2 separate regions of the Homo sapiens genome follow, and region 2 is linked to region 1. Evidence: read pairs that join two places in POLR2A ChIA-PET (ENCODE). Cell type or tissue: OCI-LY7. All regions are shown on one strand. Each heading gives the region's core, and the rest is flanking DNA. Links, peaks and the distances in the headings are about the cores only.

What was found. Peaks named below come from ENCODE experiments on the same cell type or tissue, not always from the same donor. Only the 100,000 strongest peaks of a DNase experiment are listed, where the experiment ranks them.
Region 2: POLR2A ChIA-PET joins it to region 1 with 12 read pairs; 4 of 35 experiments call an interaction of 5 or more read pairs at or near these places.

What each region holds. Positions count from the first base shown.
Region 1 is chr3:141,550,983-141,568,399 of GRCh38, reverse strand. RASA2 (RAS p21 protein activator 2) reads right to left here. Exons shown (of 24, transcript NM_006506.5): 6 at 14,460-14,543; 7 at 12,488-12,560; 8 at 9,438-9,514; 9 at 8,405-8,506. Among named protein-coding and RNA genes, the nearest start is that of RASA2-IT1, 35 kb to the right of the region's middle. In OCI-LY7, for the core only: CTCF peaks have their summits at 6,568 and 6,769; a DNase peak (open chromatin) is centred at 6,769.
Region 2 is chr3:141,878,371-141,886,370 of GRCh38, reverse strand. All of the region lies in intron 1 of ATP1B3 (ATPase Na+/K+ transporting subunit beta 3), which reads right to left. Among named protein-coding and RNA genes, the nearest start is that of ATP1B3, 5.7 kb to the right of the region's middle. In OCI-LY7, for the core only: CTCF peaks have their summits at 5,710 and 5,916; a DNase peak (open chromatin) is centred at 4,450; H3K4me3 peaks cover 2,230 bases; H3K27ac peaks cover 563 bases.

The DNA.
Region 1 (17,417 bases), core at 5,443-13,442:
TTCATGCTTATATAATTTTATATAGATTTTTAAAAATGTGTGCATATATACACATTTATAAATGAGTTCTGAGCCTATTAGTCAGTTTACAAAAATGTTATCATATTCTACTCTCCTGTATCTTGTTTTTTTTACCTGAAAGCACTTCCTAGTTAACTCTTTGAAACTACTTTTCATAGATCCAGTTTGTTCTTTTTAACGGGTACATAATATTCATGCAATGAATGGACTCGAGTTCTTTAAGAGAGGTATTTATGAATATAATGAAAAATAATTGTACTGTCTTGTGAAGTGAAAATGCTATACAGCTTAATAGGCCATAAGTAACTTAAAAATAATTGTGTTCAGAAAGCAATAAACAGCAAACATTAAAATTTTGAATTTAATTTCAACCCTCCTTACTAAGAGACTGGGGAAAATTATTTATTTGCTTTTTGGGTCTGGGAAATTCTCTCTCTCAGTCCTCTGTTACCCAAGTCCTGCTAAAATGCTTTTGTGGATTTTCTTTGCCATTCTTCTCCCAGAATAATCTGCACTGATATTTCTTTTATTATTTGCAGAAAATCCTCAACCTCTGTTTATACAATTGTTCAACATTTGTACTAGGCACGGCAAATTTATAGCACTGGTTACTTATACTGAGGAAGAGTTTGTCTTTCCATTTTCATCTTGTTACTGCTCTATTCTGTTCCTCTCTTACTCACTGCCTCTATGGTATACACTTGCTACAGTAAAGGGAGGGATTTTCTCCTTTGGTATCATGTCACAATTATGACACGAATTGCATTTTCTTATATTTTGTGAATACATGTAAAATACATTAAGAATGCATTTTAATGTTTTAAAAATACATTTAAAAAGTTTTAAAATACATTAAAATGCATTTTAAATGTTGTCAATATTTCCCCTATACTGTTTGAGAAATAAATTACATATTTTATCTAAGAATGTAGAATGTTTGGAATTATTATTATTATTATTATTTGAGACAGAGTCTCACTCTGTCACCCAGGCTGGAGTGCAATGGCATGCTCTCGGCTCACTGAACCTCTGCCTCCCGGGTTCAAGCGATTCTCCCGCCTCAGCCTCCCGAGTAGCTGGGACTACAGGCGCGGGCCACCACACCGGGCTAATTTTTGTATTTTTAGTAGAGACAGGGTTTCACTATGTTGGCCAGGCTGGTCTTGAACTCCTGACCTCAGGTGATCTACCCGCCTCAGCCTCCCAAAGTGCTGGGATTACAGGTGTAAGCCACCATGCCTGGCCTGGAATTATTTATTTATACTCATAGTTTTCAAGTTTTATAAATCCTGTGCTAAGGCCTTTCTAAAGTTTAAAATTACAAAGCCCAGTAGTAAAGTAATTCCCTAAAAATACTAAAACAGATTCACAGGTGCAATATTTTTAAGCAGTTTGAGTTTTTTTAAGCATTGCTGTTTGAACCCACGATTTTATTTTCAGTAGATAGGTCAGAATAGGGCACATGGGCTTAGTAGTAGACATTCCATGGATATTGACTAGAGAGTGAGTGAATGAATGCTTTGGTTTTGAAGCCTTGGGTCACTTTTTGAAAGCAATTAGAAGTTTCTAACTAACATGAGAAAAAAGCTGCCATCTTCTCTATTCTCTATCTAAAGGCAATGCCAAACAAAATTTAAAAATACATACACTGATTTTTTTTTAATAAAAGACTGATCTTGTTTCAGCCATACCTTCACTCACTCTCCCATCCTGTTCCTGCATTATTATTTTAAAGCAATTTCCAGGTATAATTTCATATATAATTTTAAAAAGTCATCACTATTCACTTAGTATTCAAATTTCCCCAAACTTATCATAAATGTTTTTCTACAGTTTGTTCGAATCCAAATAAGGTCCATAGATTAGAATTGGTAATAGCATTCTTAAGTCTCTTTTATAGATTCCTCACTGTTGGTCCTATAGAGTTTTCCACCTTTGGAATTGTGTTAACTCTTATCTCTACCTCCACAATGTCATTTACCATATTCCTTCATCCTCTCTGTATTTCCTCTATATTGGTAGTTAGATCTAGAGGCTTGGTTAGATTCAGATTTGATGTTCTGGCAAGAATGCTTCATTGATAATGCTGTGTAGTTCTACCAAGAGGCATAAATGTCTGGTTGTTTCTCCTTTTGCAATATCAGCAGCCACTGATGATCACGGCTTAGAGCCATTAATCATCAAAATGATAATTTTATAACTCTATCACTCCTCCTTCACTTAGCTGGAATGCTGAGATGCTTTTTATAAAAGAAATAGTAGTTTTAATACTTAATTTATATATTTATCAGCTATGACCTCCTCTAATATATTAATTCATTTAAAAATAGAAGGAGGAAGGCTTTAATAGAACATTTATTAGCTTTGAGAAAGATAAGATAAAGACAGAAAAGACAACTAGCGAATTAACCAAGGCAAATTTAAAGGATGAAGGGATGGTTAATACAAGAAGAAATTACATCACTATCCCACAAAAGAGGAAGATCAACCTTCAGAACATCTACTGTCTGATTTAAGAAATAGTGATGTAAAGATATGGTCAATGAAATAATTAGAAACAAGCCTGTTAGCAAAGGTGACTCAGAAGTACCTCTAAGGGAAGTGTATTTAGTCTGTCCTTATGCTGCTAATACAGACATACCCAAAGCTGGGTAATTTATAAAGGAAAGAGGTTTAATTGACTCATAGTTCCACACGGCTGGGGAGACCTCGCAATCATGGCAGAAGACAAAGAAGAGTAAAGGGACGTCTTACATGCGGCAGGCAAGAGAGCTTGTGCAGGAGAACTCCCATTTATAAAACCATCAGATCTCATGAGACTTATTCACTACCACAAGAACAGTATGGGGATTTGAAACCACCCGATGATTCAATTATCTTCACCTGGCCCTGCCCTTGACATGTGGGGATGATTACAATTCAAGGTGAGATTTGGGTAGGGACACAGCCAAACCACATCAGGAAGTTTAGCTGGTTGATGACCAAGCATCCTGACAATTGATACTTTGGTCAATTTTTCACAATCCAGGGCATGTTCGGCAACCTTGCAAATTCAGACATCTCGTTTTATCAGCACATCTAAAGTGAACCTGAAGGTCAAGTGTGGTGGCTCCCGCCTGTAATCCCAGCACTTTGGGAGGCCAAGGCGGGTGGATCACCTGAGGTCAGGAGTTCGAGACCAGGCTGGCCAACATGGTGAAACCCCATCTCTACCAAAATACAAAAATTAGCCAGGCATGGTGGCACAGGCCTGTAGTCCCAGCTACTTGGGAGGCTGAGGCAGGAGAATCGCTTGAACCCAGGAGGTGGAGGTTGCACTGAGCCAAGATTGCACCACTGCACTCCAGCCTGGGCGACAGAGAGAGACTGCATCTCAAAAAAATAAAAAAAAAGAATAAGGTGCACCTGAATTGCAATGACTGAGTGCAGAGCCTGATATACTTAAAAGCAGGTCAATTATTAAATTTATGAAAAAGAAATATAGTCAAGTGGCATAAGTACCTGGATTGTTAAGTGACCAATGCATTTTATTATAGAAATGCTCACTTACAAAAGTAGGGAGAAGAGTGATAATAGTAATAATGAACACCCTTTCTTACCACCACCCCCATGTGCTTGTCACTTGGTTACAACAATTATCACCATTTACCATAGGGTTTTCATCTATATCTTTCACTGTATTTTTTTACCTGTTGGTAGGCTATTTGGAAAGGCAAATTATCAAAAGGCGTTGTGGTGAGTACAGAGGCATGACAAGGAGTTTTATGCAGCCTTAAGAATCTCTCAGCTAAGACAACAGTCTTGCCAAGGAAACAGTAATTCTTCTGGACCAGAATCCCCTACCCCCTCAATTGTGCTTGAATAGGCAGTACCATGCCTACCTCTTTGGAATCCTTTTTTATTACTCTAGATGAATCTTTTCCTCCTATTGAACTAATGTTTTCCATGCACAGTAGATTAACATTACTTGTATTACTGCTTACTCAGTTACAACTGGTTCTGCCTCTCTGGGACCATCCCTATCCATCTTAAACAGTGTCTCTGAACTCTACAGTCAAAACAAACTCTGTTTTGGTTTTTACTACAGAAATTTTGCTCAGAGCGCAACTTTATTTCCTTTAGCTCCAAATAACTGAGGGAGGGGTATGACATCCCTCTTTACTCTCATATAACTGAAAATTACCAGGCCTACAGTCTTAACATAGCATTGTTCTATGTAGAGGAATTAGGGTAGTGCTATACCAATTACTCATTTTTATGCATACATTGTTTTTGGATGCTTAAGAACTCCAGAAGGGTTCACTCCTGCCATACTTTCTAAACTTGTTTCCTTGGATTTTCTTTGCAGGATAAGAAATCCCCATAGACAAAATATCTCATCTATGTCTACTTGAAAAAAAAAAAAAAAGACTTCACAACATGTTGTTGTTTTACCCATCCCTTGAAAAGATCATTTTTTAAATGAGTAGGGAACTCTCTGATTCTCTTTTATATAATATTTTATAAGCAAGGGACACTCAAATCTTTGCTAATGGCTTAAAAGAATGTTTTTGAGTTTTAAATATATTCAGAAATATGCCAGAGTTCAAACTTACAGTACACTGGTTAAAAGCACAAACTTTGGGGTCAAACAGTTTGGTTCAAATCCCAGCTGTGTGACCTTAGACAAGTTGCTAAATTTCTCTGTGCTTTTTCCTCATTTGTCAAATAAGGAGTATTAATAGTGTCTTAACACATTAAAACCCTACAACAGCCCTAAAAAAGTTATTATAAGTAAAGTACTTAGAATAGTTCCTGGCACACAGTAATCACTATGTAAATGTTACACATATAACATTTATATATGTGATGTATAACTATTACCACTTAAATATATGAATAACTATCAATAGTCATTTGTATAACTATATAAATGTGATTATTTTAAAATATTATTACAAAAGCTCAATTTAATAAACTGCCTGAAGGATCCTTGTGAATTAAATAATTCTGTATGAATTAGAGCTAAAGAGAAAAGGCTCAAGATTTGTTAAATAGTTCAGGACTATCTGGCATTTCTAAGTGAAAACAAAACAAAAAACTCATATATATATATGTCAGTTTTTGAATGAAATATTTCCGTTTGAAAGAAAAAGAAACAGGGAATAAAGAGAAATTTTTAACTGAAAGTAGCATTCAGTTGCTCTAAACATGTACTTTTCATTCACAGGCATAAAAGCAATCCTTATGCTCTCAAGAGTAAGCAGTTTTGACAGTCCCTTAACAGAAAAAAATCAGCATTTAAACAATTCTAACCATAGGGTCTGTGTAATTAAAATTGAGGTAGACAAACCCAAAGTGCAATTATTTGTACATAATGCTATGTAAATGAGAGAATAAAGAAGCAGTTCTATTAATAACTGAACGTGGGCCAGGTGCGGTGGCTCACGCCTGTAATCCCAGCACTTTGGGAGGCCGAGGCGGGGGGATCAAGAGGTCAGGAGATCAAGACCAGCCTGGTGAACATGGTGAAACCCCATCTCTACTAAAAATACAAAAATTAGCTGGGTGTGGTGGCGGATGCCTGTCATCCCAGCTACTCAGGAGGCTGAGGCAGGAGAATGGCTTAAACTCGGGAGGTGGAGATTGCAGTGGGCCAAGATGGCGCTACTGCACTCCAGCCTGGAGACAGAGCGAGACTCCGTATAAAAAAAAAAAGTTTAACGTTATTTCTGGTTTTTTTTTGTGTGTTGTTGTTGTTTTTTGTTTTCTTTTTTTGAGACGGAGTCTCGCTCTGTCTCCCAGGCTGGAGTGCAGTGGTGGATCTCAGCTTACTGTAAGCTCCCGCTCCCAGGTGCACGCAATTTCTCCTGCGCCAGCTCCTGAGTAGCTGGCACTACAGTTGCCCACTACCAAGCCCAGCTAATTTTTTGTATTTTTAGTAGAGATGGGGTTTCACCATTGTTAGCCAGGATGTCTCGATCTCCTGACCTCATGATCCGCCTGCCTTGCGCTCCCAAAGTGCTGGGATTACAGGCTTGAGCCACCGTGCCAGGCCTATTTCTTTTTTTTTTTTTTTTAACTGAAGACAGGAGACTTGTTATATTTTCTAAATTCAAATATTAAACAGATACGTTAAAAATGTGAGACCAAAGGCTGGGCGCAATGGCTCACAATCCCAGCACTTTGGGAGGCCGAAGTGGGCGGATCACGAGGTCAGGAGTTCAAGACCAGCCTGGCCAACATAGTTAAAACCCCGTCTCTACTAAAAATACAAAAATTAGCTCGGCATGGTGGTGTGTGCCTGAAGTCCCAGCTACTTGGGAGGCTGAGGCAGGAGAATCACTTGAACCCGGGAGGTGGAGGTTGCAGTGAGCCGAGATCATGCCACTGCACTCCAGCTTGGACAACAGAGTGAGGCTTTGTCTCAAAAAAAGTAAGACCGCCCCCCCACAAAAAAAAGTTTGAGGACAAAAGGTGTCAAAATTAACAAACTGGAAAGCTAAATCATATCAAATATTCATCTAGTCTAAAATCATGTATAAAGTGCTTCTGTTGAAAAGAAAAACCCAGTAATTCATTTTATCTATTATTTGAATCTTACTTTCAAATTTAAAAATTAATCTATTTTGAGACTTTTCAAACAACAGAATTAAATTACTGATGATTACTCTCTTAACATCAACATTAGAAAGAATTTGCCTGAAATCCTGAGGGTAAATAAATCTTTTCTTGAGTTTTCATGCAGTTACTAACAACCCCACAAGGGGATGCTATGGCTCTACAATTGATGGAGGAGGTTAAGAGTTTTATTTCCAACTTAAAAGAAATGGCATTCACATTTTTATGTTTCCTTACAACTGTGGAATTATATATGAATTACCAGATGTTCCTATTTCATGCTATATAAATTTCAGCACTTATATTTCTGGCAGGTTACTTTAAAATATCATGGGCCAAAAACATCTATAAAAATAAAATTAGTTTGTTAATGTTCTTACATACTGCCAAGGAAGCTGCACAAAGTTTTGCCAAATTTGGAAGGCATCTCTGGAGACAGTCTTACTTAAAAAACAGATTATGTGGCACATTTCAAGTTCATTTTGAGGGACCCGGAGGCACTACAACGTGTTTTTCTCTTCTGTACTGAGTGGTCTGGCACATAATTTTAAAAACTTGACAAACTGAGCTCAGAAATTTTCATTTTAAAATGTATGCTATTTGATGGAAGGTGGAAGACATGGTGTAGTGGGAGGATGACAGGTCCCAAATCTTCATCAATTTTTCATAGTGACTACATTTGATTTTTTTCCCCCTCTGTGGATGCATTTTACAAACTATAATACACAAAATGCCAACATAAAGACCAATAAATCTTAGATCTGCCTTGGACTATAGAGAGGCAAAAATAAAGTAAAAATTTTGAGAGTCTCCATATCAGTCTACAAGTGATAACTGCTCTAGGACAAGACTCTAAAATGAAGATGTCTGATGGCCAATCAGAAGAGGCAGGCTCTTTTAGGAACAGATGAAACTGATATCCATAAGAAACACCTAAACACTCCTCTTTGAGGCAGCAGAAACTGAGATCCAAAAAGTGCTCCTTAAAAGGCAAATGAGAAAGGCATGTTCATTTATACCCAGTTGAAACCAAAATCTAGCAAGAGAGATGCTGGGCAACATACTGAAAGGATACACACGCTTTTAAGTGCTATAGACAGAAAAAAAACAATAGTTTCACATTGATTCTGCTAAGGAAACTAGCTCAATGTAATGTCTGAACATTAATTTGAATTTAACATCAGTGTAATGTTATTATTAGAGTCACTGAAAACTAAAATAATATTATAGTCATTATTGAAAACCAAGAGCCCTAAAAAGTGCCAGCTCAACAACATAAGACCTTAGACATTCAAAAAGTAACATTAGGGCCATCTACAGTACATTTCAATGGGGTGTGGTGAAGGAAGAACAGTGGTTAGTTCCCATAAACAACTGAGTCCCCTAAATAAAATCCTTTGCTTTCAAATACCCACAGTTCCTATGACCACTAATAAAACTTCTGAAATGCAGACACTGATTTGTGACCAAGCGTTTTCTTACATGAACAACTCTTATGTAATGTTTTAAATGTTTCCCATTTTTCTCCTTAAGAGTCGTCTTCACTTCTGAACAGAAAAATATTCCTAGATGATTCAGTTCTTTTATCTCAGTACCACAGGTCAAGTCATAAAACTTACAATTTACTTCTGCAACAATGAATTAATGAACATATCAATATTAATGACGTTTAGCTTATTACATGGCAAATTTAAAATATGTTCAGAGTAAGCATTTATTTGCATATATATACTGTACTAAAGAGAATTAAACTATGGAGTTCACTAAAATGCTGGGCCCTTACCAGGCTTGATGAGAGGAATCAGTTCTTAATACGTTCACAGGAACCTTAATCTCACCTAGGAAAACATCTTGGACTAGGTTTCCATTGTTCCACAAGTCGATCCTGAAAATTGAAAACTGGCTTTATGTTTTGCAAACAATGTTTAAGAGAGTTCACACCACAAAACAGCTTCAAATTACTTTGATCTGTATTACAGCATTAATTTTACATGCTTAAAAGATGTTAGCAACACCATATACATACCTCACTATCCAGACTAGAGAAGCAAAATACTACAGCAGCTTTTATTTAAAAAGCACAGAAAGTAATTTTAAATAGTCTGAAAGAAGGCACTTAAACTGTCTTAGTTTGAAAGTCGAGGCTTTATTTTAACCTATAGCAATAAGGACTACAGAAAGAAACTACAATAAGACTACAGTTTCTCTCTAGATTACCACCAATTAATATATATATAGAAAAATTAGAAAAATACATTACCTGATCACTCCAAACACATGATTAATATACCATCTAGATGAACACACTGTTAACATCACACCTACACATGCATTTATAAGATTTTTCCTTCGCAAAGGGCATAGATATTTAAGACCCAGGAAACAGCACAAACTTCAAACACATGCACCTGTTGAATTATCTTCTTACCTCACTGAAATTTCTGTTAGACAGCAGATATGTTAAGAAGAATAAAAAAAAATTTCTAAATTGGCTGAGATATAACTTCCTTTCCATCCATTACACTATAATCCAGAAATGTAAGGAACAATTTGGGAAAAATTAAAAATCAATACAATAAAACAGATGAAAATTAGATCATCTTTGTTTATAAAATTAATACACTTTGACTATTTCTGCAAACAAATCAGACTTTGGAAAGATAATCTGGATTTAAATTAGTTGCATATTCCTCTAAGTTTCATCAACCAACTTGCTATAGAGAATTCTATTAAAGTTGGTTTACTTTTTTTGGTTGAATCTAGGATTTTCTTTTGGTATACAAAAAAGCAATTCTGTAAAACCCCAAGGCACATACCTGATTTCTAGCTTTTCAATGTCCTCCTCTTCTACCTGGAACTGGGACTTTCTGGTGTAACTACTGGATCTGGTTACCTGTAAACAAAATATTTTAGTAAAAATTTTTTTTAAAAAAATACATTTTTCCTACAGCTTAAAAATGATCATCTGCAAAATATTCAATTGTGGATAAAAGCAGAGGAAAATGTCCAAGTAATATTTTACTCAATAGCTGAATATAAAAGCAACTATGGAAGTAGCAGAAAAGAATAAGGTAGTGTAAAAAAAAAATCAAAATAATACCAGCTTGTTCATCTCACTCAAGTCTAAGAAAAATTCTCCCCTTAAATTATGGTCTTCCTATCTCTTTCCTTTCTTAGACAAATCTGAAAACTGCAATCCATCCTTACAGCTTGTACTTCCTCACCACCCACTCACTATAGTAACTCCTTATAATCTTGGCTTCCTCACAGATCACTCTCCTAAAATCTCTCTTCATCACCACATCTGACGATAAATTCTCAGTTCTTACCTCCCTTGATCTCCTATTTAATTTAGTGATCATACAACTGTATCTCCTTTCCCAGAAACACTCTATAGAATTTACCTGGGCACTACCTTGGCAACCTTATGCTGCTGTCTTTGTTTCTTTTTCAGAATCTATAGATAAATTATTCTTCAAAATTTTATGTTTTATTTTGCACTAAAAACAACTTGGAGCTGCACAGTGCTGTACAATCTACAAAGTGCTTTCACATGCATTATCTCCTTTGTTCATCAGAACGCTGCTCAGAGGCGGACAGGGCTAGATTTATTACCCTCACTTAAAAATGAGGAAGCTGAAGTACAGAAATTAAATGACATGCTGAAAGTTAAATACTTGAGTCGCAGAAATTAGTTTCTTCACTTTTCTCCTGTATTGTATACCTCTATTCTCTTGGCTTTCTTGGCTGTTTATATAAACAAACCTTGAGTGTTGGTCAATAACTATCACTCATATTAAGTTTCAGTCATAAACTCCCTACTGGAGGATTTAAAATGTCAGCCCTCAAGCTAATTATGCTCCAAACTAAGCCACTTTTATTTTCCTTCTTCCCTACTCTTCTATTTTTCCAGATTTGGAACCTTGGGGGCAGCATTCAACTACTTCCTTTCTCTTTTTTTCTATAACCAATTTGTTACCTTGCCCTTTGCATTCTCTCTTTTATCTGCCTCTTCCTCTCTATTTCCATAGCACTCTCTTGAAAGATACCCCATCCCCTCCCCATTTTTCTTACACCTAAAGTACAACAGTCTCCCCAGCTTTGTTCTTTCTCCCTAAGCCACCTGGACCTCAGATCATAGTTAATTCCTTCCCAAACACTGTTTTACTCATAACTTATAGGCTCAAAATCATTTACTTAAGCACCATAACTAGGCACTCAAGGCCTTTCATCAGCTGGTCTTACTCTACCTTTCTAATCTTAGTTTCCATTATTTCCTTACACAAGCCCAGTAAAATCAGTACTCACTGTACTTTGGACATAACTTTCTGCTTTTCTGTCTCTGTGCCTCTGCTCAAAATGTTCGTCATCTCTAATACTCTCTTTCCTCAATCTTAGAAAATCCAATATTTCTTCAAGCCTTTAATGGAGCAGAGTTCATCTGACCTCCCCAATATCTACTGCATTTTACTGTTGTGTATATGCATACATATGTCTGCTTTGTGTTCCTTGCTTCAGTTAAAGGACAGAGATGGAAATGTATCTATCTTTATAACCAACTAAAGGCCCTCTGAATGAATGTTGCAAGGCCTAACAAGTACTCCTGCTACAGCAGGCAGGTCAGGCCTTCTACTTTTAAAAGGTCATCTGCTGACTGTAAGGATCCATGAAGCAGAGTAGATTCCATCCAGCTGAGGTTTAAGGTATGTGGGCTAATGGGGAGTGTGAGTGCCTTTAGTCAGCGGCCCTTTACATTGCTGCCTTCTTTGTTTTCTCCAGGTTAGATGCAACCGCCATTAATAAACGTAGAACAACTGCACCAAGTCCTTAGCCAGGAAATGGAAAAGTCTCACATTGGTACTTTTTCTTTTGTTTTTTTTTTCTCCCTTGCTTCCCCCTCCACAATTCTTCCTGCTTCACTTTTGGCATTTTCTTCGGCCTGTGTTCCTTTATTAAAGTACAGCAATCAGGCATGACTAGAGGTACCGTTATTCTCTCCACTGTGAAATACCAAGAAAAATACACACAGAAGAAAAGGCACAAAATGTAACTCCTTTTTTCAAACCTTCCCTACACGTTGATATGAACTGCAACATGCTTTATTAGAATACAATCTTTTTGAGAGTTTGATTTTTTTTTTCTGTAGTTTGCAAATAATATGAAAAAGGATTTCTTTAACAAATGCTCCAAAGAAAAGCACTCCAAAGCTTTTGTCCAAACTGTATTTGGGACAACTTCAAGGCAGCTGAAGCTGTCTATGAAGATAAGCAGGCGTCCACAGAATGAATTAGGCTTAAAAAAAAAAGTAATAATAAAGCTGTAATCATAAAGTATTTTATGGTCTCAAAGGATTCTCACATGCTTTGGGTCTTACAAAAACTCTGAGTCAGGTAGTGCTGCTAGTTTCCCTTCCGATTATTCTTTCACAGGATAAGAAACTTGAGTCACATTTAGTGACTCTTTCAGTCAACTTGACTGGAACTCAGATTTCTTGAGTGATAATTACACTTACTTCACTAGTGACTGTCAAAGGGTACCCTGCAGAAGAATCCTGTGGCCACTATGTGTTAGGTAGGGAGCTGGGTAGGGTAAGGGAGGGTGCAAAGGAAGGGCATGAATAGTGAGGATGACTGGGGAGTGGGTATGGCCCTGGCCCTTCCTGCTCCCAAATTAGAGCTCTGCCTTTATTCATTTTATATATTGGGCATCCATTGCATCACACCATGGTTCTACTGCTTTCAGGAGAGAAATGCTTATCTGCATTAATTGATAAAATGATTACTATGACTGTGGTTTGAAAAAAGAAATCAACTAGCATTAAATATTACATATTTAATGTTAACATTTACGTAAAACAAAAAATTACCTCAAAATAAAAGATTTCATTAAACTGCGGATTGCTTGTTTTCTTCTTTACTTTTGTCTTCTTTTGGTCATTCCTGTTCCAATGTGGTAGAGTTTTACCTTGTAGAACTTAACAGTACACAATTATAAAACATGCTATTTCCAACCAGGGAGCCTGACCTCCATTTAAAAGTTAAGGTGACTCAGGGAAGATTCAGTTTTAAATATTGCTTGGAAAAAAGTAACTGTCCTTATAAACTCAAATCAAAGAATATATAAGCTTTAGGCATCCCCTATGTGCCAAGATTGTATTATTCTCTCTACGGACACACTAGATTGCCAACCTTTTTCAGGGGTTTTAAAAACACATTCTATTCTATAAGCAACTCAGAATAAATAGAAGGAAGACAATAAGATTTAGAGCACCTTCATCTATGTTGAAAAATACCCAAGGAACTTGAAAAACATTCTTAACTCAGCTTACTTCTTGGGCTTCAGGTATAATAGAGACTTCTTAAAAAAATCTTTTAATTTAATTATAGATTCAGAGGAGGTCACAAAAAACGCATAAGGAAATCTTGTGTTTTTACCCAGCCTCTCCCAGTGTTAACATCTTACACAACTACAGTACAATAGCAAAACCAACAGTGACTTTTTATTTTTTAGTTTTTTGAGATGGAGTTTTGCTCGTTGCCCAGGCTGGATGGAGTGCAATGGCACAATCTCGGTTCACCATAACCTTCGCCTCAGGGTTCAAGCGATTCTCCTGCCTCAGCCTCCCGAGTAGCTGGGATTACAGGCATGAGCCACCACACCCAGCTAATTCTGTATTTTTAGTAGAGACGGGGTTTCTCCTTGTTGGTCAGGCTGATCTCGAACTCCTGACCTCAGGTAATCCACCCGCCTCGGCCTCCCAAAGTGCTGGGATTACAGGCGTGAGCCACCTGCGCCTGGCCAGACTTTTTAAAACACAAATTCATATGCCAAATTGTCTCTAACTGTATGTTACCAAATAATTTGTCAGGTAGAGATTATTAAAAAAAACAAAAATAGCTCCACTAGATTGAACATTTTTAACACACAAAAATAAATCTCTCTAATAGCATTTAATGTCATACGACTGAGTATCTGCTAATAGCATACTATTGTTTGAGCACCTAATAAATACCGGCATGGTACTAGGTACTTTACATACATACATAAATACATTTTTCAAAGTGACTTAGTAGTGATTTTCTACAAAGTAAGAATAACTAGAGATTCTGGGGATGGGGAAAAGGGGTGTGTATGTATGCATGTATGTGTGTGTAGAGGGAATACTGTGTTTCTTGCTTCCTGATTCTAAACCTTCAAGTTGTAGACATATTTCAGATGTGTCAGTTCCTTAAAGAAATCATAATGAAGTCATATAACACACCGTATTACAAAGTGCTATAGGTTTTTTCACAAATTATTATAAATCATTTAAATCAATGATATGGTACACTTTGCCATGCTCTAGTACTTCAGCAGTTTTTCTACAGTTGGAATTCTCTCTGTAGAGGACAGATTTCATGAGTAGAAAAGGCAATTTTCAGTCCTGAGCTGCCTTCCAGATAAAAATATATAAATTGTCTTGTTATTCTGAACTGGCATTCATTAAAACAGGATTTTACATGCATAAAATTCAGGATATTTGAAAAGTAGGAATGCTGATGCATGAAAAGTCAAGTTTATGTTTTAAAGTACTACATTGTACTAGTATAAAACTGAAGTTGTTCCTTAAAGCCTAAGAGCATGGCAGATTTAAAATGGGGTACCAATTTCTGTCTGTAAAAAGAGGGCTTTGTTATTGACAAGTGTATAATAGAACTCACTAAAGATTTTTCTTTCAAAGCATTTATTACTGTGTGTTATAAATAGCTATTTATCATTTGCTCGTAGAATCTTACTTTTTAAATTTTTAAATCAAACATCAAAACTTTAAAACCTAATAATAATTCAATAAATATTACCTAGAAGGGCCCACTAGAGAAACTGTTGCATAAGGGTCACAGCTTTGGCCATTTATGAGAGGCAACCCATGGCATGCCTTGATGCTAAGGTAGAATAAAAGAGATTTAACATATTAGATTCCAGTTAAACAAGATAAAACATTATCTTTAAACACAAACTAATACATTCAAAAGGTTAAGAATTGTTTTCCATGTGTCTGCAGTTGTATGGCTATATACTACCTATATGGAATAGGTAGTAATATGTATGGACATATGTATGTATGCATTTTTAAATTTATGCTGTATTTTCAAAATGAGACTAAACAGGAATGCCACAATCACTAATGAAACTATCAAACACAGACTGAGCATTCCAAATTCAAAAATCCAAAGTCCTCCAAAATTCAAAACTTTCTGAGCACTGACATGATGCTCCAAGGAAATGCTCACTGCAGCATTTCAAATTTGGGCTTTTTGGATTTGGGATGCTTAATGGGCAAGTATATATAATGCAAATACTCAAAAAAAAAATAAGAATAAGAAATTCAAAACAGTCTCAAGCACTGTAGATAAGGGATGTGTAACAGTCAACACATTTCCTTCTGCTAAATACCCAACAAGGTACATTTTGCGGTTTGATAATACATCAAAACTGCTGTGGCCTCTAAAAAGGAAAAGAAAGTGGTGCAAACCCTAAATGAGAAGCTACAAACCAAGCCAGCTCTATGGCATCATATCCTCTGCTAAAGCATGAATGACAAACAAGGAAACAACTGCAGCTTCCACTTAAAAATCTGATTCATAAATATAGGGCAAGCTTCACACAATTCTGCAGCCTTTTATTCCAATTCTCAGTAAACAGCTCCTCAGTAAGCACCATTCTGTAGAAAATGTTTTAGACCATAAAAACCAAGGTCATCTAATCTACTCCATGGCTCACAGTTGTTGGCATTTACAGAGAACACAGAATCTAACTTTAGTGATTTGTTCCTCCAATTTTCTCACTAAATATTACTGAGTTTATGAGTTTAGTTTAATGTCTAAGGGTCTGCATTTTCTAATGCCTAAGAGAAACTCATGAGTGTTGCTGAAAAGTATTCTTTGTTGAAAGATGCAAGCTGTTGAGTACATCCTTATTTCTCTCCACAACCCACAGGTCACAGATGTGAGTGAAGTGCTATTGGTATACTGCAGAGTAAAGACAGAAATGATAATACGACTCATTTCTATTATAGCTGAGCATAAAAAAATAAAGAAAGAAATTTTGAAACTAGCCAAAGAAAACACAAGCCAAGATAATTCTGGGTTTTAATGTTGGGTTGAGGTACAGTCAGATTTTCCCACTGTACATACTGCTTAAAACTTACCCTTCTCAGGCTAAACCTCAAAATGATATCTGACACGGCATTTGCAGTTTACTATGCACTTTCACAAAATGCACCTAATTCTCACAACTGCCTTTGAGAAGAGAATTATGCCATTTAAAAGAAGTAAGGCTCACAGGTTATGTGAGGAAGTTACAAGGTAAGGCTCAAAGAGGTAGCGTAACTTGTAAGAAGCTGGCCAAGACTCAACTTCTACTTTTTAATTTTGTTACTGAAGTCCAGTGCCCTTCTACATTCCCACTGTGCCCCCAAATACAATATTACTGTCCTTGTAATACCACATTTATCTCACATAAACACCAATTATGAGAAACCTTAATGACAGAAATCCAATTTTCTATTTTATGAGGTATAAAAAAAAGCAGAGGAAAATGCAGTACTGACTTATAAAAAACTTATGAAACGATAAGAATACCCACAAACCAAAACACGGATGCCCATAAACCAGAAGTGCACCCTACAGAAATCATCAGTACTCTTAATTTTTAAATATAAAACAGTTAAAAATTGAGTTTTCTGCAAAACTTAAGTAATATTATTAAATATAGGTTATTCATTACATATATTTGGAAATATTATTTTTCTAATTACCTAGCATAGCACTGTTCTTCCAATCTGTAAGTAAGCAATTTCATATCATAAATCATGGATGGGCAGAAAACAAATGTTGAAAATAACCTCAATAAGGAATTTGATATTTTATTTATATGTGACATATAAAGCATTTACAATATAGTATCTAAAATTTACAAAGGTAAGAAAATATTATAAACAGTTCAGAATAAGACTGATCTGATTCTTTTCTTTGGATTTTTTTTTAAACTAAAAGAAAATTTTAACTTCTACATCCAGGTAAGATGGAGTAACAGGAACTAGATTTACTCTCCACCCAAAACGAATTGAACAAAATCAGCAGTGAAGGACAGGTGAGCCCTCCAACTGCCCCAGCTTACAGCTAAATGGTTTCTCTGAGAAGAAGAGGCAAAGCTGTCAGCAGGAGGAGGTCAAAGTGACTAGGGACCCCAGGGCAGAGTACTAAAGGGAAGAAAGTTGCACAGAGAAAGAAAAACCTCCAGGGAGCTACAAGAATCCCCACTGAGTATTCAGCTGAGTATTGATACGTGTATATATGAGGAAATCATCTGAGGCTGGGGAAAGAACCATTTGAAAAGAATAGAGGCAATAGTTCCTAAAACCCACACATGGCTAGCAAGAGGTACCATCAGCCACAGTAGAAAACCTGGTAATTCATGGGTACTGCCTTAATAGTAGGAAAACATAAGCCCTCCAGTAAAGACTGTGCTTGTCTGTTTAACAAAAGTTAAAAGTAAACCACAAAAGGATCAAACTGTTTCTAAGTAACTTAACCAAGTGCCGAACAAAGCTCAAGTACATTCATAGAAATATTAAAATATCCAGCAACTTCACAATGTCTGGCATGCAACAGAAAATAACCAGGAATGCAAGGAACTAAGAAATTATGATCCATAATGAAAAGAAAAATCAATAGAAACAGAATCAGAAATGACAAAGAAGACAGAACTAGCAGACAAAGACATTTAAAAGTTATAATTATATTCCATATGATCCA
Region 2 (8,000 bases), core at 1-8,000, 320 kb before region 1:
GCAGAGCCAGCACTGAAGCTAGGTCTGTGAAATAAGGAAGAATTCGTGTGCACAGAACGAAGAGATTGGGGAAGGAACAGACAGGGGTTCCAGACTAAGGGTCTTAGATACATCCGTGTAGCTACAACATAGGGTGCATAATGGGGTGTGGGCAAGGTGGGAAACGATGGGTTACTTAGGGTTGGAAACAGCTCCACGCCCACATACAATAAACCTGGAATGCCAGACTCTCTGGAACTTACCTAAACTTTCTGGAAGCAGTAGGGACCCAAACACAGTTTTGGGGTACAGAAGGTAATATGATCAAAGCTGCTGCCTTAGAAATAACCCGACAGCAGTGGGCTACATTGCTTAAGTCACAATGATTCTCACTGATTCTTTGGATCTTACTGGAGATGCACCAGTAGTTAAGACCCACTTTCCCCAGGGTCAACAACACTACAGGGGTGTGTGTGTGTGTGTGTGTGTGTGTGTGTGTGTGTGTGTGTGTTTTAACGCAGCAGATAAAAGCTGGAAAGCCAATCGTCTATTTGAAGCTGGAACAACTGTGAAACAATTACAAAGATCTTCATCTGGTGCTTCAAGTTTTTAAATCACAGAGTTTATAAGAAAAGGCATGCGCTGGTCAGGCACAGTGGCTCACATCTGTAATCCCAGCACTTTGGGAGGCTGAGGCAGACAGATCACCTGAGGTCAAGAGTTCGAGATCAGCCTGACCAATATGATGAAATCCCATCTCTACTAAAAATACAAAAATTGCCAGGCATGGTGACATGTGCCTGTAATTCCAGCTACTCGGGAGGCTAAGACAGGAGAATCACTTAAACCTGGGAGGCGGAGGTTGCAGTGAGCCAAGATTGTGCCATTGCACTCCAGCCTTGGCAACAAGAGCGAAACTCCATCTGAAAAACAAAAAAAGAAAAAAAGAAAAGAAAAGAAAAAAGAAAAGGCACTACCAGATCCTGATAAAATGAGGACAAGGTTGGTGGGAGTGTTAATGAAATTTGGTACGGGTGGCTAGGATTATGAAGCTAGGAAAAATGAGCATCTCAGATGTCCTCTGAACGTGTGTCTTGATGGGGATAAAGAGAAAATGGTAAACAAGTCAAAGAAAATTAATTCCTAAAATAATTGTAGTACTAGTAATGGGGATATGGGCCACAAAGATTCAAGAGGTTCAAGCGATGTTATTGAATAGCACCGGCACAATTTGGCTAAGTCTGGAGCCTAGACGACAGGATAGTGAAGCTGTTTTTTAAAACTGCAAAAATAGGAGCAATACAGAACCTCAGGGAAGGAAGGGAAACGAGCTATTTACCAGATGACGTTATCTGGTATGAAAGTTAGTTAAGACATCTAAGCCTCACACTCTTAGATTTGTGGGATATGCAGAAAGCAACTGACAATAAACAGGGGCCTGGAACCTGAGAGAGATGTCAACCAAGAAGTAAAATCTGTAATGATCTTTGCAGTTGTTATATGACATTGCCAGGAAAGAAGAAGAGAAAACAAGGCCAAAGACAGCACCTGAGATACATACATTGCATTAGTCAGGGCCTAGAGGGACAGAACTAATAATATGTATATATCTCCTTGAGGAACAAGGAGAGCCAGTCTGAGTCCCAAAACCAAAGAACATGGAGTCTAATGTTTGAGGGTAGGAAGCATCCAGCACGGGAGAAAGATGTAGGCTAGGAGGCTAGGGCCAGTCTCTCCTTTTCACGTTTTTCTGCCAGCTTTATATTTGCTGGCAGCTGATTAGACAGTGCCCACCCAATTAAGAGTGGGTCTGCCTTTCCCAGCCCACTGACTTAAATGTTAATCTCCTTTGGCAACACCCTCACAGACACACCCAGGATCAATACTTTCTATCCTTCAACCCAATCAAGTTGACACTCAATAATATTAACCATCACAAACACTTAGAAGACAGGAAGAGCAAACAAGAAGGAACTAGGAAAGGAATGGTTAGAGAGCTAGGGAGTGGGAGCAGGAGTATGAGTATGTAAAAGGCCACTTTTTATGAGCCAGATACTGCCAACATGCAAAAACCAAAAGAAAAGTACCCCATGCCTTGCAGGAAGGTCACTTCCAAAGTCATATCTTACCCACAGCACCAGCAAAATCCTAAGAAGTCACAAATAAGAGCTAGCTCCACAAATGACTCAGTAACAAAGTTTAAACAGGTATGTGGGAGGTTATTATGTTAAAAAAAATTTTCCGAAATATTATTAGTAATAGCACCCCATAAGGGAAGAAGGGCACTATTAAATAAACTCCCATTAAATTTGAGAGCAGGTAAAAGAAAAAAAGACTTTATGAGGGTCTCATAAAAGCAGTATAAGAAGCTGAAAAGAGCAATAAAGCAGGAAGCAAACCTAAATAAAATTTTGCCCTGGTTCTGTCACTATTATCAGATGCGTGATCCAGGCATGTCACAAACCCAGCTGAGTCTCCAATAAGAAAGTTAAGTGGAATAATCACTAAGCTTCTTTTGAACACTGAACTTCCATGAAAACCCATCAGTACTCTAACAAAAGAAAAAGGAAAATGCCCCAAAATTGAGGGGACAATTATACTATGGGTACACCAATACCGTCAAACACTGTGAAGCCATTAAAAACAATACTGCAGAAGACTAACTTCATGGAAACATTCATAGTACTGCTCATTCAACCAGTTTGTATTACATTCCTAGCAAGTGCTAGGACAGGCCAGGGGTTAGAGAATCAAAGAGGAATAAGACAAGAATAAGATTATAGTCTAGTAAATAGGCAATGACAACAATATATAAAGTTATAAATGCTATGATAGAAAAAGGTTTTATTTTATTTTGTTGAGTCTTAACTTTTTTTTAGATAGGCTAACTCTATCACCTAGGCTGGAATGCAGTGGCACAATTACAGCTCATTGTAGCCTCGACCTCCTGGACTCAGGTGATCCTCCCACCTCAGCCTCCCGAATAGTTGCAACTACAGGTCATTATCAAAGTCTGATTGCAAAAATTCACTACGCCACCACACCTGGCTAATTTTTTGTATTTTTAGTAGTGACAGGGTTTCACCATGTTGCCCAGGCTGATTTCTAACTCCTGGCCACAAGTGATCCGCCCACTTCGGCTTCCCAAAGTGCTGGGATTACAGGCAAGAGCCACTGCACCTGGCCTTAATGCAAAGAGGAGTTCAAAGATGTTTTCTGGGTATCAGACTATCAAAGCTGACATCTGATCAGCCAGACCAACATGGAATAAGGGGATGAGAGGCCCAGAAGCTAGGAAACAGCCCAGAAGGAGTAGGAAATAACTATGTGGAATGGTAGAGAGAGATGACAGGAGAGAAGTAAGCCACTGAGATTTTAAAGAGTTTGTATGTCGTGCTAAGGAGCCCTTGAGAACAACACAGATTTATATGAACAGATAACCTATGAAACATCCAACTGGAGATTTCTGATAGGCAGGTGGTTATAAGAACATTAAAAACTCATGAGGCCGGGCGCGGTGGCTCACGCCTGTAATCCCAGTACTTTGGGAGGCCAAGGCATGTGGATCACCTGAGGTCAGGAGTTTGAGATCAGCCTGACCAACATGGAAAAAAACCCTATCTCAGCTAAAAATACAAAAATTAGCTAGGCATGGTAGCGCATGCCTGTAATCCCAGCTACTTGGGAGGCTGAGGCAGGAGAATCGCTTGAATCCGGGAGGCAGAGGTTGCGGTGAGCCGATATCGCACCATTGCACTCCAGCCTGGGCAACAAGAGCGAAACTCTATCTCAAAAAACAAAACAAAACAAAATTGTATGATTAGATATGCAGCTTTGGGAGTCCCAACAGAGATAGTAACTAAGCCACCAGACTAGATAAATTCAACAGGAAGTATGTATGGTCACCATAAAGGTGACAGACCCAAGGACACCTCCAGCACATCAACATTTAGGAAAAAGGCAGAGGAATAAAGACCATTCTCCTTAAATGTTAAATGATAAGATCAGGTATTTAGGTATGTTTTAAAAACTTATTTATACATAGGAAAAAGACATAAAATGTTAATAGTGGTTATATTAAGTGGTTAAAGATTACAGGTGACTTTTCTTCAAAACCAACAGAATGAATGCAAAATTAGAAAATAATTAAATTTATCTTTCAAGGTTAAATGGGTGTTTCCTCCTATTTCACAATCAGTGTTAAATGACTGGTCCTTAATCAAATGATGATAAAATCATGGAAAAGTTGTTACTATAGACAGGAGGGCTTTTAAGACTTCTTTTAATACAACTAGTTTAATTGTATAGATATAAATCCAAAAGTCAATTTCAAAGAAATCGAATTACATCAGGGGTGGGGAGAGGCTCTTTAATAATCTTAAAGCACTCGTACTACCATAATTACAATGGTATTGTAACACAACACATACACTTACCCTTTCTCTCCCTCCCACCACAGGACTACTTCCTGGACAATCCAGGAAGTACTTTCTCCTGCTAGATAATGGCTCAGTACCTGCCCTTCTCTTCTGCTGCTGTCACCACATGTACCATTGGCCTGCGTTTATAGCCTGCACACAGGGTAAGGCAAGTCCTGTTACTTTCCCAGTGATGCACATTTTTGTAAAGTTTGTAAAGCTTCCATTTATGCCTGTGTTCCATTACTGGAACGCTAAGCATGTGGGAGTTATATCCTACTGCTCAATGTCCTTGCCAAGGTCTCATTGCAAAAATTTTAAAAATTGCAACCTCCAGCATAAATGGGTTAATGGCACACTCCACAGGACAAAGAACACCATCTTACAAAAATTATGTGACAGACAATGGAAAACAAACACATCTGCCTTCTCCCCTACTGTCAGATGCCCCAGATGGGATGAAGCCTGATCTCCAAAGCAGAACAATTACTGAGCCATGACCCAGAAGTGACTGAGAAAATGGCACTTCATGGAACTATAGTAAAAGAAAAGGCACACAAACAAAATATAGGTGCTAACAGTTTTGGTCCAGAATTCTGACTAGGCTTGGAAATCACTGACTTGAGTTTTAAGTTAATATTAATACAAAGCATTTACTGACAGACCACCTTAATAAAGATAATGAACCCCAAAGAAGCTCACAAGTAGATGTTATTAAATGACAACACATCATGGCATAGTTGGTTTTTCTTTTCTTTTTTTTTTTTTTGGAGGTGGAGTCCTGAGCTTGTCGCTCAGGCTGGAGTGCAGTGGCGCGATCTTGGCTCACTGTAACCTCCACCTCCCGGGTTCAAGCAATTCTCCTGCCTCAGCCTCCAGAGTAGTTGGGATTACAGGCACCCGCCACCATGCCGGGCTAATTTTTGTACTTTAAGTAAAGACGGATTTCGCCATGTTGGCCAGGCTGGTCTCGAACTCTGACTTCAGGTGATCCGCCCGCCTCAGTCTCCCAAAGTGCTGGGATTACAGGCATGAGCCACCATGTCCCGCCTGGTTTGTTTTTTAAAAAATCTCTGGCCTTGGAGTCTGAAGCCCCAAGGATTTTATCACTAACTCCCTGAGTGAATTTTGGCAAATCAGATGACCCATAGGTTTAATTTTGCCACCTATGAAATGAAGGCACTGGGCTAGATTAGTGGCTTTCAAGAGTTTTTGGACTATGAGCCAAAGTAACAAATACAGTTTACACTGGGGTATCTATATATGCAAAATACACAAAAGCTTCATGAAACAACACTTTTTTTAAAGCTAGAATGAACCTATTAGGTAAAATAAACATATTTTTACTATTCTATTTCATCATTAAAAAAATGTTAATGGCAACACTTGGCCCACTACTAGTAGTTTAAATAACACTAGATCTCTAAGCTTCATTAATTTGACTCTAATTGTATTCAATGAACTTAAGTTATTTAATATTTTGCAAACATCAGCCACTAGGTGCTCAATTTTCTTTGTCCTGTGTATTCATAAATGGCAACTATTTATTGCTGACTTATACTTACTTTTCAGCTTGAAAACCAGTGCTAAGTACACTTGGATCACCCAACTAGTTGGCTTTACGTTACTGTGAAAATCACATGAAGTAACTTATGTGTATATAAGCATTTTGAAACTGCTGTAACCACCTGTAAGATATTAGCCAAATACACAGTAAAGCGGCCACTCAAAATCTTTACGTAGCTGTTTTAAATAAGGCAATGCAATGTAACTTGCAACATTTTCACTTTATCCAAAATGTAAATAGCAAAACTACCTTTTAAATATGTGTGCTTTTTAATGTATCCAATGCACTTGGAGAGGAACCTTAGATCAAAATGAGACAAACATACTAAAGACTTAAATGTGTAAAAATAAAACCAGGAAACATCTTAAATGAATGATAAAATCCTGGGGGTAGACACACCAGGAGTCCTAGCAACTTTACAAGGTCAAAAAAGATGTGATTTTTTTTCCTTCCACCCCCTACAACAAATACATAATCTTTTTCTCCCACCACCTACATAAAATTTGATTAAAAAAAGTCAAAAAGACAACTAGAAAAAAAATTTGCAAAATGACAAAAGGCTGTTTTTCTTAAAAAAAAAAAAAAAAAAAAAAAAGCTGTTACCAAAAACTGTAAGGTTTTTTTTTTTGAGATGGAGACTTGCTTTGTCGCCCAGGCTGGAGTGCAGTGGTGCGATCTCAGCTCACTGCAACCTCCACCTCCTGGGTTCATGCAATTCTCCTGCCTCAGCCTCCCAAGTAGCTGTGATTACAGGCAGGTGCCACCACACCCGGCTAATTTTTTTTTTTTTCATTTTTAGTAGAGACAGGGTTTCACCATGTTGGCCAGGCTGGTCTTGAACTCCTGCCCTCAAGTGATCCACCCACCTCAGCCTCCCAAAGTGCTGGGATTACAGGTGTGAGCCACCGCGCCCGGCCCCAAAAATGTAAGGTTTTAAAAGAGATAACACAGGTAAAAATAGCCTCAGTGCTGATGAAGGTATGAGACACCACTACATACCGTTGGGAGTATAAATTGTTAGAAACTTCCTGGAAAGCACATGAAAACAAGTTTTCAAAATGTAAAAAGTACATATGAATGGCCTAGAAATCCCATCGGTATAAATATATACCAAGGAAATAAATGTGCAAAAATGTACATGAAAAGGGTGAATATAGGGAAACCTGTCTAAAAATCTTTAGTAACATGGAAAGATGCCCACAATATACTCAGAATATAAAACAACACTTTATGATCCTTTTGTTTTAAAAAAAATGTTATACACAATTCAGTAACATATATACCAGAATGTTAATAGTATCTCTGAGGTATGATGACATCTGGCAGCAAGCCCATACAGTCCCTTCAAGAGAATTAAAAAAAGAATCCTTCCTGGCAGACATATCCCCAGAGGCACAGAGCTCTCCAAACTGATCCTGCCTTTGCAAGAATTAGAACAAGGTGCCCCTTCTCTAGGCAGACCCAACCATGGTCTAGGATACACAGCCTGGCAAGCTGAATATGGATTTCGGCCTCCTCTCACGACTCCCTCACATATCCTTAGAGGGATACCCTTACATTGGGACAGGATTATGGTTAATTTTCACCTATATATGCCATTCTTCACTGACTTACTATTATTACAATAAACAAAAAATTTACTGATAAGAGTAATACTTATCGATTTTGAAGAGATTGACTTAATCCTTCCAAAATGAATCCCAACTTCACTTGTACTAGTTTTACAGTCCTTACACATTGCTCTCTATTTATTTGTGCATGTTATCTATTTAAATGCATTGACTCAATAAAATAAAATCTCTACCCTAGGTCATACAATACAAAGGTTGAAGAGCACTATCTGCAGTAAGAAATGTCATTCTAACACAAAGTGGAGTTACTCCGTTCTGGAAATGAGGAAGCACTGGGGAAGGGAGAAAGGGAGGAAGGTAGCCTATCAAAATTAATCTCTCTCCACCACTCAAAAATTTCTTCAGCAAAAAGTTAGTACACTCTAGAAACAAGCAATTAAGCTTTATAAATGTTCATCTTTTGTT